Regions from separate parts of the Homo sapiens genome. Here region 2 is linked to region 1. A link is a loop called in an ENCODE intact Hi-C map of the cell type or tissue named here. Cell type or tissue: ascending aorta. All regions are shown on one strand.

What was found. Peaks named below come from ENCODE experiments on the same cell type or tissue, not always from the same donor. Only the 100,000 strongest peaks of a DNase experiment are listed, where the experiment ranks them.
Region 2: a loop joins it to region 1, with 3 times the contacts of the local background. A loop is called at or near these places in 3 of 110 quality-filtered maps.

Annotation. Positions count from the first base shown.
Region 1 is chr6:139,939,816-139,947,815 of GRCh38, reverse strand. No RefSeq gene overlaps it. Among named protein-coding and RNA genes, the nearest start is that of LINC02941, 33 kb to the left of the region's middle. In ascending aorta, no CTCF peak of the experiment used is centred here; a DNase peak (open chromatin) is centred at 4,207; H3K4me3 peaks cover 919 bases; H3K27ac peaks cover 3,815 bases.
Region 2 is chr6:140,058,909-140,066,908 of GRCh38, reverse strand. All of the region lies in intron 1 of LINC02941 (long intergenic non-protein coding RNA 2941), which reads right to left. All of the region lies in intron 2 of LOC107986652 (a long non-coding RNA gene), which reads left to right. Among named protein-coding and RNA genes, the nearest start is that of LINC02941, 87 kb to the right of the region's middle. In ascending aorta, no CTCF peak of the experiment used is centred here; a DNase peak (open chromatin) is centred at 4,315; H3K27ac peaks cover 1,850 bases.

The DNA of each region.
Region 1 (8,000 bases):
CATTAATGCAAAAATCATATATTTTTTACCAAATTTTAATCTATCTGAATCTTTATATTTAAAGAGTTGTTTCTATAGGCAGCATATAGTTGAGTCTTGCTTTTTATATCTCTGCCTTTATCTTTTGTGTTTATCCTTTGCTTTTTTTTTTTCTTTTTTTCTTTTTCTTTTTTTTTTTTTTTTGAGACAGAGTCTCCCTCTGTCACCCAGGCTGGAGTGCAGTGGCGCTATCTCGGCTCACCTCAAGCTCCGCCTCCTGGGTTCACGCCATTCTCCTGCCTCAGCCTCCCGAGTAGCTGGGACTGCAGGTGCCCGCTACCACACCCGGCTAATTTTTTTATATTTTTAGTAGAGAAGGGGTTTCACCCTGTTAGCCAGGACGGTCTCGATCTCCTCACCTTGTGATCTGCCTACCTCGGCCTCCCAAAGTGCTGGGATTACAGGCATGAGCCACCGCGCCCGGCCATCTTTTGCATTTTATGTAAGTCACAGTATGGTGACTATTTTGTAAGGTTTTATCTATATATTCTATTTTTCTTCCTTCTTTTCTTGTTCCCGGCCGTTTGGATTGTATACTTTTTAATATTCCAGTTCATCTCCACTATTGGATTGTGAGTTTATTTCTTTGGGTTTGTTGTTGTTATTGTTCTCATGATTCTTCTAAGATTTAAAGTATGCATCTTTTACTTCTCATCATTTACCTTCAAATAATATGTATCACTTCACTTACAATATAAGTATCCTCTTTATTTCTTTCCTCCCATTCTTTGTACTATTTTTAATACCATTCACTTGTACATATTTTACAAATCCCAAAATACCTTGCTTTTATTTCTTACTTTAAATAATTGATTATCCCTTAACATTTTTAACATGAGGGGGGAACTGTCTTTCATATTTTCCATTTATGACATTTTAAAATTAAATTTTCTGGCCCCAAGTTTCCACCTGGCATTATTTTTATTCTTCCTGAAAAGCTAATATTAACATTTTTTTGTAGCACAGGTTTATGGGAAATGAATTCTCTCAGTTCTTGTGTTCTATAACAATCTTTAAGTATCCTTAAATTTTGAAAAATATTTTCAAAATTCTGCATATAGATTTGTAGAGTTTTAACTGTCCTTCTATTGTCTCTTGCTTACATTGTTTCTGATAAGAATGGTTGGCTATTCTTATCTTTATTCCCCCTAAAGGTAGTATGTCCCCTTCTCTTACTGTTTTCAAGATCTTCTCTTTATCACTATTTCTTTTGTTGTTATCACGTTGATTATTATGCTGTGCATTATTCTGGACTTCCTATGTGCACAATCATGTAAAAATTACATTTTATGTCTCCCTTTACAGTCCTTATTTATATTTTTTCTTGCCTTATTACACTGCATAGGATCTCGTTAGGATGTTGGATAACATGGAAATAGTTGACATCTTTGTCTGGTTTCTAATTTCTTGGGGAAAAATTGGACTGGGAGCCCACCCATCTAAACTGCATAATCAAAGAGAGTTAGTCATGTGGTAAAGACATGGTCAACTATTTATAAGAAGTGACCATAGACATCCTTCATCATTAAAAAAGTTCTGTTATAATATTCTTATAATAGACAGCAAGTAATGCAGACACCTCAATTTATCCATCAACTACAATCATTTGTATTACAATAGAAAATTCACAGAGTAATTGTCTAGTCCAATATCCTCATAAAATGCTAGCATTTCTTGGCCAGGCTTGGTGGCTCACGCCTGTAATCCCAGCACTTTGGGAGGCCGAGGCAGGTGGATCATGAGGTCAGGAGATCGAGACCATCCTGGCTAACACGGTGAAACCCCATCTCTACTAAAAATTAAAAAAAATAGCCGGGCGTGGTGGCGGGCACCTGTAGTCCCAGCTACTTGTGAGGCTGAGGCAGGAGAATGGAGTTAACCCTGGAGGTGGAGCTTGCAGTGAGCCGAGACAGCGCCACTGCACTCCAGCCTGGGTGACAGAGTGAGACTCCATCTCAAAAAAAAAAAAAAAAAAAAAAAATACTAGCATTTCTTCTCTAACACGACTCATCAGTTGACATGAAGTCTTTATTTGAGTACTTCCAGGGATAAGAAGATGCATTTTATTTTATTTTTCAATCTTTTTTGTTTAGGAATATCTTCATTAAATAACTCAAAATCTGTATGTGTCCTCTCTTATTCAAACGTAGTGTTTCCTAGACAGTTCTTCAACCACATATATTACTTACAATTAGGAGTGGGCACATGAAAGAATCAGAGTAGAGGTGGGGGATAGGAGCAGTGATGTAAACAAAATAGAATTTTAGGACTCTCTCAAATAAATATCTTGACAGGTGATCCAAAGCTGGTGTAATATTCCTCAGTGTAAGGAACTCACACTCCTTATTTCTTACCATCCAAATCAAGCATGGTCCAAATGACAGTATCTACAATCTAGGTAGCTGGGCTAGGGAAAGACATAAGAAAGAAGAGGCTAACACTCTAAACATGCTGTCTTACAAGGAAGCTCCCCAGAGGTTGCCTTGTGACATTTCTGTTTAGATTCAACTGGCTAAAATGTATTCATCTGACCCATACCTCACTGCAAAGGAGCTTGGGAGATGTAGCAAGCATGTATCTTATAATACTTCCCATTGTTCTGTATTCCAATGATTCATTATTATACGGACTTATCTATTCTTTTCCTCCTACTTCTGTTTTTCCTCTTTCTGCCACAGCTTCCTAACCTCTCTCTGGTAAAAGAGACTATTCTGACTACTGAATACTTCTGTTGTCTTTTGCCCCGTGCCCTCTGCTGCCTACTCTTTCTGTAGCTCTCTGTCAACCTTTCTACCTACATCTTTGTAGACCTTAGATAGAAATCCTCTAAGAAAGTAGACTTTAATACCGTTACATAATTGGCCGGGCACAGTGGCTCACACCTGTAATCCCAGCACTTTGGGAGGCCAAGGCAGGTGGATGACTGGAGGTCAGGAGTTCAAGACCAGCCTGGCCAACAGGTGAAATCCCATCTCTACTAAAAATACAATAATTAGCCAGGTGTGGTGGTGCATGTCAGTAGTCCCAGCTACTCGGGAGGCTGAGGCAGGAGGATCACTTGAACCCAGAAGGTGGAGGCTGCAGTGAGCCAAGATTGCACCACTGCACTCCAGCCTGGGCAACAGAGAGAGACCGCATCTATTTAAAAAAAAAAAAAAAAATGCCCCTACTGGGCAGAGCTCTGGGATTAGTTCATAGCCCCGTATCCTGGCCAGCCTGGAGAGGGCTGCTTGCAGTTTGACATTCAAATTTTTTCAGGGCATAAAAATTGCCCTTATATTCCACATGTATGACAAAGGACATATTAAGAAGGACGTGTAGTATGGGTTTTGTTTAGTTTTCTAGACCACAGGCAATCTTCCTAATAGTTTTAGCATAGAAAATTGAAAAGAAAAAGACACTAATTTCAGCCTGTTAGAAATCACTAGCCAGATGTTGTAAAAAGAACCCCTAATGAAAGGACTCCCTGGAGAGTTTAAAAGTTTCTTTATATTCAACCTAATGCTCTTAAAAAGAATATCACGTTTCATTGACATACAAGGCATTCGAGTGAAATTAAAAGGTTTGAAAAACACCCTTCTCTGAATTGAAGTCTAAGGGACTGGTTTTGAAGTTTACCTATTTTCCTAAGAGGGTTTTTACTTCCCTCTGCCATAAACTGAATAATTTTTCCCAATTTGACTTGATGCCATTCAACATTTTTAATTACACCTATAGTTGGATGTTCGGTTCAGGTGAAGCTGAGTCAACAGTCACACTTTAAGTCTGTTAGGGCATCATGAAGCAAGCAGTTAAACTAGAAGTGAATCTAAAAGGCAAAATAAATATTCTTTGTGTTCAGAAATCAGGGGGAGGAGTAAAACAAAGTAATTAAAGAATGTAATTGGTAGATTTCATAAAAATCAGTAGTCAGTTATTTTCTATGTACTGGATTCAAGAAATAATTTATGGATATAATCTGGAGAAAAACAAATTTATAAAAAAAGCAATATTTTCAACTTGTTTTAAATAGACCTAACACAGTTACAACCTTATCTCTACAAGTAACTCAACATTTTCTTTTTTACATTTTTTCTAAAACCAACTAATTTGCAGTTATAGTTTTCATCCTGAACTGTTGCCTGCAAAAATGCACTTCCTGGTTATTCACAGCAAAATAATTCCTTTCCCCACCCCCTTCTGATTCTGATGTGATGAGGTAACTTTGAACAGTTGTGTGCATAACTCATTTTCCTCACTGCTGGAAAAACATTGAGTTACTTGGGGAAAGGGGGAAATGTTTTTTTTTTTTTTTTTTTTTAAACTCAACACTCAGACTTGCTGCAAGTTCATTTGTTAATGGAAATAGAAGGGAAATTTTCATTTTTTTTCTCCTTTACTTCAGCTCATTTAACAGAAAAGGGGGCTATTCATCTATAGCCATAGTAAACATCGCTTTAGAAGACTGCTTTATCTATACGGAAATTTAGGAGAAATAAATGATGGAGAAGCTATAAAGATTCAGAATATGATAAAGGCAGTGATGCTACTGAAAGTAGAGAACTTAAAGCCAAAATCAAAGAAACAGTAATTTGGTGAGAACATGTAACAATGCATGAAGTACTGCTTGAGTGACTTTTACATAAGGGCAGGCAGGTTCTGCCTACATGTTGAAAAAAAGCTTTACTGGTTTCCATATTGTTTCTCCTGGACCCTAAAGTGAGCCACGGATAAAATGACAGTAATTAGGATATTCAGTAGGCATTACCTGAGCTGACAACTCCCACAGGGAAGGTGGCAAATGCCAGGGCAAAAGCTAGGAAGTGACAGTGGCCTTTGCACAGTAAATTGAAACCTTTGTGCCAGGCCTCTGCTGATCTCGCGGGGGGAAAAATCACTACAAAAACTCAGAAAACTCCTTTACCCATTGAAGCCCATATTTGTCTCGGCAAACACTCATCTTCCTGTCTGTGAACCATTATCCCTCTCTGTCTATCTTTCCTCACACTTTGTCCCCTTCACATGCTTGCTAATTTTACTTTGGCCTTTCTCTCTACTTCCCTGAGTGAATTTCTTCTCACCGTTTTATGTATCTCATCATCTTAGGCTTTTCATCGTCCCTCTGTCCTTTGTGCTCTATAAATGTTTCAATGCTTACAAGTCATATGAGGAAAAGGAGAGTCCTCGGACCTATCAAGTAATCTAATTCGGTATCTCTCATCTCCTCTGCCCAAATGACTTGAGCTCTGTTCCCCTAACATCAGCAGAATGTCTTCAAAGAATTAACTTGCCTCCCAAATCAGCAAGGGTGAGCCCAAACAGCTGTGTCTGAGGATTCCACTTATGCAAGAATTCTGAAAAAATAAAGGCTGAAAGGGATTTTGTTTTAAATGTACGTCAAAAAAGACCAAGAGAAAATTAACTGTTGTTTCATCTTCTACTTTTTTAAAGCAGCAAAAAAGATATACATCCAAGGTCATTTCGTCTAAGGGTACAACTATTCCTCATCTGAACCTAGTAATTAACAACAATAACAGCACATAAACATACACAAGAAGCAGAATCTTTGTAGGATGGTAAAATCCTATGTCGTGGAAGCAAAGCTATATTTGTTCTCAATACATTATAATTCTTTGCAATTCCAAGTGTTCACATCTTGTTACATGCCCATAAACTTCCTACAAAATATTTCAACTTTAATACTGTGTCATTGTATTAGCTTATTGTAACATTGTTACAACACACACGAAGTAGTCCTCCCTTATCTTGGGAGAATATGTTCCCAGAGCTCCAGTGGATGCTGGAGACTACAGAGAATAGGCTGTCAATTAGAACATGTTTTCTGTTCTAATTGACATGTCTTCCATGCATGTCTTCCAAGCACAAATTTAATTTTAATTCTTTTAATCCTTAACTAAGCATTTAGCACACTCCTTTTCCGGACCCTTCCAGTTTGAGGTGGGACAGCAAAACTAGTACAAATATTTTTCTTTTATTCTTCTTCATAATTTCACAGATAGAAGATTTGTTCTCACTATAGATCTTAGCAACCTTGGCATGCCAATTTTTTTTTGTAACTAAGTCAAAAAACTTTTGTCTTTTCACTTAAAAGAAGCACTTCTCTTTGGCTTCTCTTTGGCATGTCTCAATGGCCAGTATCATTACTCTTTCACTTTGGGGCCATTATTAAGTAAAATAAAGGTGACAAACACAGCACTGGGATGTTGCAACAGTCTGATAACCCAAATGACTACTAAGTGATGGTGTCTATAGCTTCCTAGGTTTATCCTGTCCTATGAAGACTCTGCTGGTTGTGTGTGTGTGTGTGTGTGTTGTTGTTGTTGTTGTTGTTGTTGATTACTGGTTTAGACAAAGGGAAGATATAATTCCCAAGAGGAACCAAGGAAAACAGCAAGAGATTTCATCCCGTGTCTCAGAATGACACGCAATTTAAGACTTAGGCAATATTTTTGTAACTTTCCATGTAATATTTTCAGACTGCAGTTGACCGTGAGTAACTGAAACCATGGAAAGCAAAACTGCAGATAAGAGGGCACTACTCTATAAATGTATGTAAATTATTGCTCACTTCCTCTTTAAGAGGAATTTCCACAGCCTTGTACCCCTAATAGAACCTTCTATCTCTATATAGTTTACTCTGCCCAGGAACAACACAGTAATTATAGCTCGAGATGCTGAAAGAAAAATATGTTGGCCAAAATATCACCAAGCCTCTTTTTTATTTTTTCTTAACAAAACATTGTCACCACTTCTGCCAGGGAATTTGTTAAGAAAAAATGATGAAACGGGGTGGAAAGTGAGCATTCAGTGCTTCAGACCAGGGCACAGCCTCAGGGTAGACAACTTTCATTCACACTTGCAGCGTAAACATTCTCTAGTAGCCTGGTGATCAGCCTCGTGATCAGGCTTATGCATGTTCAGGGTGGGAACTAAATGTAAACAAAGATTACCAGAATCTGAGAAAATCAAAATCAGAGTCTTGACAATATCAGAATAATCCCTTCTATTAAAACCACGGTTCCCAGTTATGTTTCCAAAATCACTAGCGTGCCACAAGATGTAATTAAATGTTTTCTGGGTGGTGGGGTTGGGGGATGGTGAGGATTCATGGTCAAAAGCCTTTGGAAACAGTGGGTTAAACAGATCTCTTTACTATAGAACTTTTGTGTGTCATTAATACATAAACTCATTTTGAATCACCAAAAGGGTGATAAAATGCAATTTTTTCCAAACTAATTGGGTTATAAAACTCTTTGATGACAGAAAACATATTAACATTGTCCAAAACACAAGTGTCTCAAAAGACAGTTTGGAAAATGCTACATCTGAAGTTTAGTAGTCATTGATATTAATGGCTTTATTGAATGCTATAGCTATTCATCAAAATGATGAATTAATAGAAGGGTAGCTACATATATAAAATCAAATTTAGCTGTCACTTTCCTAAAAGTGTAATCGAAAAGCAAACAACAAATGTACTATTGTGCACCTGCACTCTGCAAAATAATATGAGCATCACTCAAAGTTCCTATCAACTTTAGAAACATATATTGTAATTTAGGAGAAAATTTTGTCTTCATCGCTTTCCATGTGCTTGTTTTCATAGAAGAAATCTCATATAAATAATTAATTAACTAATTGTAAAGCATTCGCATCTTAATCCTTCCATCTCTCTCTTGTAATACTTACAAAATATTTTAGAGATTTGTCTCAGTTCCGTTTTGTTAAAAGATGAATGAATGAGTAGAGAAGCCCAAAATGGAAAGATTGTTTTGTGTCCAAATGTTTATTAAAAGGTCACTCAATAAAAATTGCCTATACCATTTTTAAACTGGAGATGGAAAAATCATCTATGAGTGACAAGAAGCTTCTTTCCAATTTTAGATCGCTAGGATCTTTCCTTTCTGCATTTTTCCTACTTTATTGGCTTCCAATCTGAAAACTCAGGGTCTCTTTCAGAT
Region 2 (8,000 bases), 120 kb before region 1:
TCTTCTGAGCCTGCTCTGAGGAAAGAGAAGATTGAATACAAACAGTGGTTGACTGTCACCTCAGGAACAGTCCCCAAGAGTTGCAGATCAAGCTTTAGTCCAAAGGAAGCATCTGAAATATGGATCAGTTGGATTCTTTTTGAAATACAGGATTTAAATCAATGCCCACAAGAAAAATGTCATCAGTAATATGCACTAGAGAGCTGGTAGCTTAGAGCTTCCAAACAGCAAAAGATACTAAAGAACTAGGTGCCCTTTGTAAACAAAAAGTTTGGCGTTGAGTATGAACACACATCTCAGTTTTGTAGTCCAACCAATAAAAGGAAAATGGCACTTCTCTCTTAAAAGCTTTAACAAAAAAACCATCATTTTCTGAGATCCCCAATAAACATCACAAACTGAGATCTTGGTTCTTCATTTACCCAATACACTAAAGTAGAGAAGACCAAGGAAATTGAAAATGATTGATAGGGAGAAGGATAAGCAGGGAAAAACTTAATCCTTTTTCCTGAACCTACCTATTAACTAACTATGCCCTGATAGAATTACAAATATCCATGTTTAAATTTTGACAGTTTCACTAACAAATTAAAGGGTTCCAATTGGAACTCATAGAAACAGCCAGCAGCAGAAAGTAGTTTATTGTTCTTAATGCAAAGATCAAATGTCCTGAAATCTCTTTTTCAACTTGGCATGTTTTGGAAGTATTTTGCCTGCTTTACCTCAGAAAGAATAGATAAAAAGAATTCACACAGCTTTACATGAAAAGAATGACAAGTATCCCAAAATAGTACATGTCATTTGGTGCAAGATAAAATATACCACAAAATGAAAGATCAACTTTTTACTCCCTTTCTATTCTTAAGCACCAACAACACAAAGTCTTGCCTTCTTTTTTCTGAGTTACCTGACCAACACATTTTGCCTTTGTCCTCCTATGATTACACACCTTTTTTATTTTTACTTATTTATTTTTTTGTAGAGATGAGGTCTCACTATGCTGAGCTGAGATAGCCTGTCCAGGCTGGTCTCAAACTCTATGGCTCAAGTAATCCTCCTGCCTCAGCTCCCCAAAGTTCTGTGATTACAAGTGTGAGCCACTATCTCCAGCCTCATTACACATCTTGATCACATTTTTTTTTCTCTCCTAGAAAACTCAATATTCCATGCCTGTTTTCTACAACCCCCAAAAAAAAAATTCCGTTCTTTCCTTGTGGCAAAGACATTCAGAAACCAACACTGTGTCACAGCTACTCCCCAGCAGTTAGAGGTTCATCTGTTGACAATTGGAAAGGGGCAAGAGAGACATCACTTAGTAGGCCTGTGTTTTTCCCGCAGTTACTGAGTTTTGTGTACCTTAAAAATGAAAATTGCATATTCTTGGCCATGGTCATGTTTTATATGTAGGAAGAAATCTGTAACAATTCAGAAGATACTAAATTTAGTGAAAGATGTGAATACATTGAAGTCTTTTGAGAACGATTGAAGCTCATTCATTTACAACAGAATGGAACATTTCTGGGGTAAGGAAGAGGCAATAGAATGCAAAACCGCACCTTTCTGAGTGTGAAATAGAAATGAATGGGAATCCCAATAGAGTTTATTCCTTAACCCCACTGTACTGGTAAATAATAGTTCATGTCCATGGTGCTCTTGATTCCCTTGAAATGGTCATTAAAATTTCTTTCTTCCCTCTGGTTCATCTCTCTCTCTTTTCCCTTCCCATCCCTTCCCTTCCCTTTCTTCCTGTCTTTAGTCATGTTTGGATTGATTTTCAGAAGGTTTAGACTGTTTCCTCACGTTGTCACCAGCTCATTACCACAGAATTACACTTCACAAACAAGAGCTGGCTGGAGAGCTAACTTGGCTTAGCTGTGCTATCTGAGGGAATTATTATTATTATTATTATTATTATTATTATTATTATTATTACTATTAGAGACGGAGTCTCGCTCTGTCATCCAGGCTGGAGTGCAGTGGCGCGATCTCAGCTCACTGCAACCTCTGCCTCCCGGGTTCAAGCGATTCCTCTGCTTCAGCTTCCCACGTAGCTGGGATTACAGGCACGTGCCACCACGCCCAGCTAATTTTTGTATTTTTAGTAGAGACGGGGTTTCACCACGTTGGCCAGGATGGTCTTGATTTCCTGACCTCGTGATCCACCTTCCTCAGCCTCCCAAAGTGCTGGGATTACAGGTATGAGCCACCGCGCCCGACCGGGAATTATTAAAAGGATAAATTTCTTTCTTTTTGAAAAGACAAGCACAGTCTGATCAGCGGGCAGGCAGCACCACTGCCTGTTCTCTTTTCAGTGCTGTCTTGTGGCCTTTGCTCCCACAGAGTCATTCACTGATGAAGTAAATAGCAGCAGTGGTGTTTTTCTGCTAGGAACCAAGATCCCCCGTGTGCTTTGCTGCAAGAACACATCCTTCACAGCTTTATTGTAATGATTTTACCATTTCTGCTGTTGTTACATGTACTAACAACTAGAAGTCTATATTTCACAATGATATTAAGCACTGAACTTTATATACACACACACACACGATAAAGAGTTATCAACACATGCTCTTTTACTGAGGAAAGCTAAATGCTTTCCTCAGTATTCCAGCTATGGAATTTTATATATATATATATATATATATATATATACACACACACACACATATATAAAATGTGTGTGTATATATATATATAATGACCATATATTCCATATATATGGAGTATACATATATATAAAATATATATGGAATATATATATATATATTCCATGATTTTTTATGTAGTGTTGTTTCCCTGATTAGATAACTTTGATTAGGCAAAAAAGTCTAAAACCAGCTAGATAAATAATAGTTTAGAGGTATACATACAACATGAAAATGCTGAAAGTAGTGAGCATTGCATATTTGGAAAATAATTCAATAAGAAATTCTTTCTGTGCATGTATTTAGCAGCACATAAAGGGAGAAAACAGAACACTTAAAAAGTTTATAAGAGTCTCATAGGTTTTTCTCTGTCTGGTAGTCTGTTTTTGACATTATTATCAGCGAACTTTTGACAAGAGACTGTGATGTCATCAGTGAATATTTAAAAACAAAAACAAAAAAACATCAGAGTCCAGCAAGTCTATTTGTCCCTCTCAGAGAATTTTGGCAGATCAGAAAATCTTTGATTTGTGAGATAGTTTTTTTCAATAAATTATCTTTGGTTACTTTCTTTGTTTTACATTTTATTGGTTTTATCAGACATGTGAAAAAATTTTCTATGTTTACCTACTAGAATCTCCCATGGGATTCTTCTTATAAAGAGTTAGTACAAATATGCAAAATTAGAGCAAATTATGGTGTTGTTATTGCCTATTCCAAAAGTATTATGGAAATACTGGGATAAATGTCAGAGAAGGCAGGCCCAAGAATGAGAACATAAGGAGAATGACTTAACTTAGCATTTTTACATCTATTAGAATCACGGTATACAGAGATATTTTTCACTTTCTACCCATATCTATGATCCTTAGTGATATGTGGCCATATCTAGAAACCCAGAGTTTAACATGCATTACTAATCATGCTTCTTCTAAATCAACTCCCTACCCTAATAACTAACAGAATATTTTCCCCTCCTCACTCATTCCCAGCCCTCATTAGCAATTCCTTCTCCTGGGCTTTATTTATCATGAATTGCACCAGTTTGACCAGACATCTGTTCTCTTAGGAGTGTTAAAGCTTCCATGTCTAATGTTCCTTCCAGAAAAGGCAAGGATCTTACATGCTCTTGACTTCCATGATGAAAGTGCATGGGTAATTTAAAATACACATTATCAAGAATGTGTGATAGCATAAATGAGCCAAATGTGCCTTGAAGCCCTTAACCAAGCCAGTAGGCTATAGAACTCAGTTCCTTCCCCTATATCGAGTTGGAAGAACAGCATCTGGCTTGGCTTATTGACCACTGAGGGGTGGACCATGCCATGAAACATAGAGGTCAAAATTCCCAAGGCTGGCATCAGGATGATGATAGGGATACTGCTGATGTTCAGATGATTTCTGTTTACCACAGTAATTGGCTGTTCCTAGGCTAGAGGAAGCCAGGATTAAAATACAGCCAGAGAGGCTTCTTTTTTTGCTGAGGTCTCTGAAACTCCCAACAAAGGGTGAAGTCCAGAAAATAATTACCTTGTATTTCTGCCTTGGCTCTTTCACACAGTTTTTATTCATATCTCATTTGCTATACCTTAATAAAGATACCAGTTACTTTTGAATTAGGCTTTTGTCAGATTGCCAATATCTTGAAATCTTAAAAACTCACTGCAAATGTGAGCACAGACTTTGAATAACCTGGGCAGCTGGCCAAGCACTGAAGATCTTTAAGACAAGAGTAGTCAGCCATCCCACTTAATGTTTTGATTTTGTGCTCGAATAAAAAAAAGACTGGACCAGATAACCTTCTAACTCGAAGATTCCATGACTCTATTTTTCAAATATCTTCATTTTCCAAGTATTCTACAGGAGAAATACTAAAACTGTGTGGTTTGTTGTGTTTGCCTCTCTCTCTCTCTCTCCCCTCCCCCTTTCTTTTTCTTTTCTACTCATCCCACACCCAAATATGGTGCAATAACAAATTCCTTCACTAAAGCAGCAGAGTTTTTAGTTATTACCATGCATGTTTTTAAATTCTCCCCTCACTGATGAAAACATGTGATATGAAATACTGAAGAAACCTCAGGGGCATTCCAAGCATTTATGGACAAAAAGTCATGACTTGTGGTATTTTCCTTCAAAATCCATGTGAACTGAATCAAACAGACATAAGAATGTATACTTAAAAACTTCTGAAACAGAATGGATGCATTCTGTCATTGACAATCCATTAATATTGTAACTCTGAAATAACATAAATCTGTCTATTCCATTCCATCTCCCTCAGCATTCTTCTAGTGCAAGGCCCCCTATTCTTATCTAGACCACTAAAGCAGCTTCTACACAGGCCTCTTCCCATTTTGCTCCAGGCTGCCTTTATGTGAGTACTGGGTTAAGCCTCCAAGAGTTCCTATCACGACTCTGCATAAAACCAACATTAGTTCCCCTCTCCCTACTAAGTAAATGCCTGACCTTGATATTTAAGTATTTCCAAAGTTTTGCCTTGCCTTGTTATTTTAGCTTTATTTTCTACGATGTTCTTACATATTCCCAGAATGCAGTATTTCTCAATCTTGTCACTATTGGCATTTGATGCAGATAATTATTTGTTGAGAGGTACTGTCCTGGGCTTTGAACAACGTTTAGCATCATTCCTGGCCTTTACCGAATAAAAGTTAGTAGCACTTCTAAGTTGCAGCAACCAAAATTGTCTTTGGACATTTTGCAGTGTCCCCTAGGTGGCAAAATCATAACTGATTGAGAAACACTGCTATAATAAAATCAAATTGCATTATTTGTTGTTCCTAAACCATGTAGTTCTTCTACTTAACAATACATATTTATGGATAATAATTTCTTCTAAAATATTACCATAATCCCCCTCCCCCACACACTCCTTAGTTTTACATGTTAACATTTCAGGGGACATCTAGAGCTTCCTCCATGAAACCTTTCTCAATTTCTGCATACCAATGTGGTCACTCCTTTAAACCCATCCTCTGTCTCCATCTTATTCATTAAACATCCTTCCTTTCCAGGCTTACAATATTTACATTGATCTATTTGTCAAATTGTCCTTGAAATGTTCAAATTAATTCATTCAACTTATAAGCATTGAGCCCCTATAATGTCCCTGGCATTGTTGTATTCGTTCAGAACTACTAGAGTTCTGAGCAGAGCAAGCACTTTCCTTCTGTCAAACTCACAGGTCAGGGAAGAGGTGGATGGTAGAGGGAGTGTGTGTGTACAGGGGGACAATAATAAATGAGTAGTTTCTTTTTTTTTTTTAAGAAATACACCATTTGAGGCTACAAACAGATGGTGCAATAAACTATACGTAGAAACTCTTTAGATACAGCAGTCAGGGAAAAGCCTTACTGGGGTATGATATTTAAACTGTGGATTAAAGTATAAGAAAGCTATCCTCATATTTTTGCCTTTAGAGATACCAGCCTGTGCAAAGGCCCTGAGGCAGAAGTAAGTTTGGCTTATTTGAAAACTTGAGAAAAATGCCTAGAGCTGGCTTATAGTGAGCAGAGGAGAAGGATGTAGAAAATTAATTGAGAGAGGCAAGTAGAAACCAAAGTGTGCAGAGCCTGTTAGTTCAAGGTAAGAATTCTGGATTTTCTTTGAAATGTTTTAAGAAGTGAAGGGTTTTATGCAGTGAGGTGACATCATCTGATTTACACTATTAATACATTACTCTGGGATTCTGTATGAAGAATATGGAAAAGGAGTGTTTCAGTTTAAAGAACCTCAAAATTAGAGGATATCTTAATTTTTTCTATAATGAAAACTCCAGAAGGATTAAATTCCCTATTCTAGAACACTGTGCATGTATCACAAAGGAGTTGGTGTATTGACCTCTTCAGCCCTTGGAAGAGTTTGCTTCTGGTTGTATCTCAATGTGCCATTGAAATATTTTCCATGCGTGCCATAGCAGCAAGAAGGATAGGAAGAGAAGCACTGCTAAAACACAGCATTAAAATAGTTGCCCACATGATTATTCAACAACTCCAAAAGACTGGGAACTCATTACCTCCAAAAAGAGCTTTTTCCAGATTTGGAAATATCTGCTTTTCATTGAGCTGAGTCACAAATGTGTGGGATATATTGATGAGCTCATGAGTAGATCCATTTGGCTCAGGAAAAGTTCTTTTAGATGAGGCTCATCTAACTCATCAAAACCCCTCCTCCATCTACCAAATTGCCTGCCTTTGGGGAAAAATATTATCCTCTGCCAAGGACTTGTCCCATTTACACCTGCTTCTCTGCCTAGGCCTCCCTTAACCCCATTTTCCAATTATTCCAACCAGTCTTCCTCCCTATAAGATGATTTTGGTATCTGTGATAAGCTTCTCTGATCCCATCACCATCTTCAGGTAGCTAGTCATCCCCTCCTCTTCTGTGTCTTCTCTATTAAACTGTAAACTCCCTGAGGACAGGGACTAGGCCTTATTCATCTTGCGAAGTTAAATGTCTACTACATTACAGATGTCTAGTAGAAACTGGTTAATCATTATGGGTGGAGTAACTCTGAGATTTGGGGTAAAATGTTCAAATATTTATTCTACTAATTATGGGAGTTACTCATTCAAACATTTGTTCCACAAATATTACCCAGTGCCTGTGTGCCCAAGTGATGGAAATATACATGGGCCCCACCTCATGGAGCTTATGACCCAGATGAAGAGGCAAACACTAAACAAATATTGAATGATAAATAATTATTAAATGATATGAATTTTACAAAGGAAAAATAGAAGGTGCCATGAGAATACATATTATGGAAACCAAATTTTGCCTGGGTGTTCAGGAAGCCTTTCTTGATGGAACGAGATTGGAACTAAGACCTAAAGGATGAGTAAATCTTGAGAAATGCACTTTAACTCCCTAAGCCTCAGATCCCTCACCAATAAAATGGGACAATAATGCCTTTTCTTTAGAGTTCTCCCAAGAATTAATTAGTTAGCATATGTAAAGTACCTGCTAAGAGAAGGAATTCAACAACTGGTAGGTTTTTTCTCCCATAATAAATGAGGAATGAAGGCAGCCTGAGCAAGCAAAATAGTGGATGAACCTGAATGCTTCCTGTCATGTGATGAATTGTATTCCCAAAACATGTATGTTGAAATCCTAACCCCTAGTACATCAGAATGTGACCTTATTTGGAAATAGGGTTATTGCAGACGTAATCAGCTATGTTAAGATAAGATCGTATTGGAATAGAATGGACATTCAATCCAATATGACTGATGTCCTGTTGAGAACAGGTAGATTTGAACACAGACACAGGAAGGAAGAACATTATGTTGCAATAGAGACAGCAATTGGAGTGCTATAGCTGCAAGCCAAGGAATG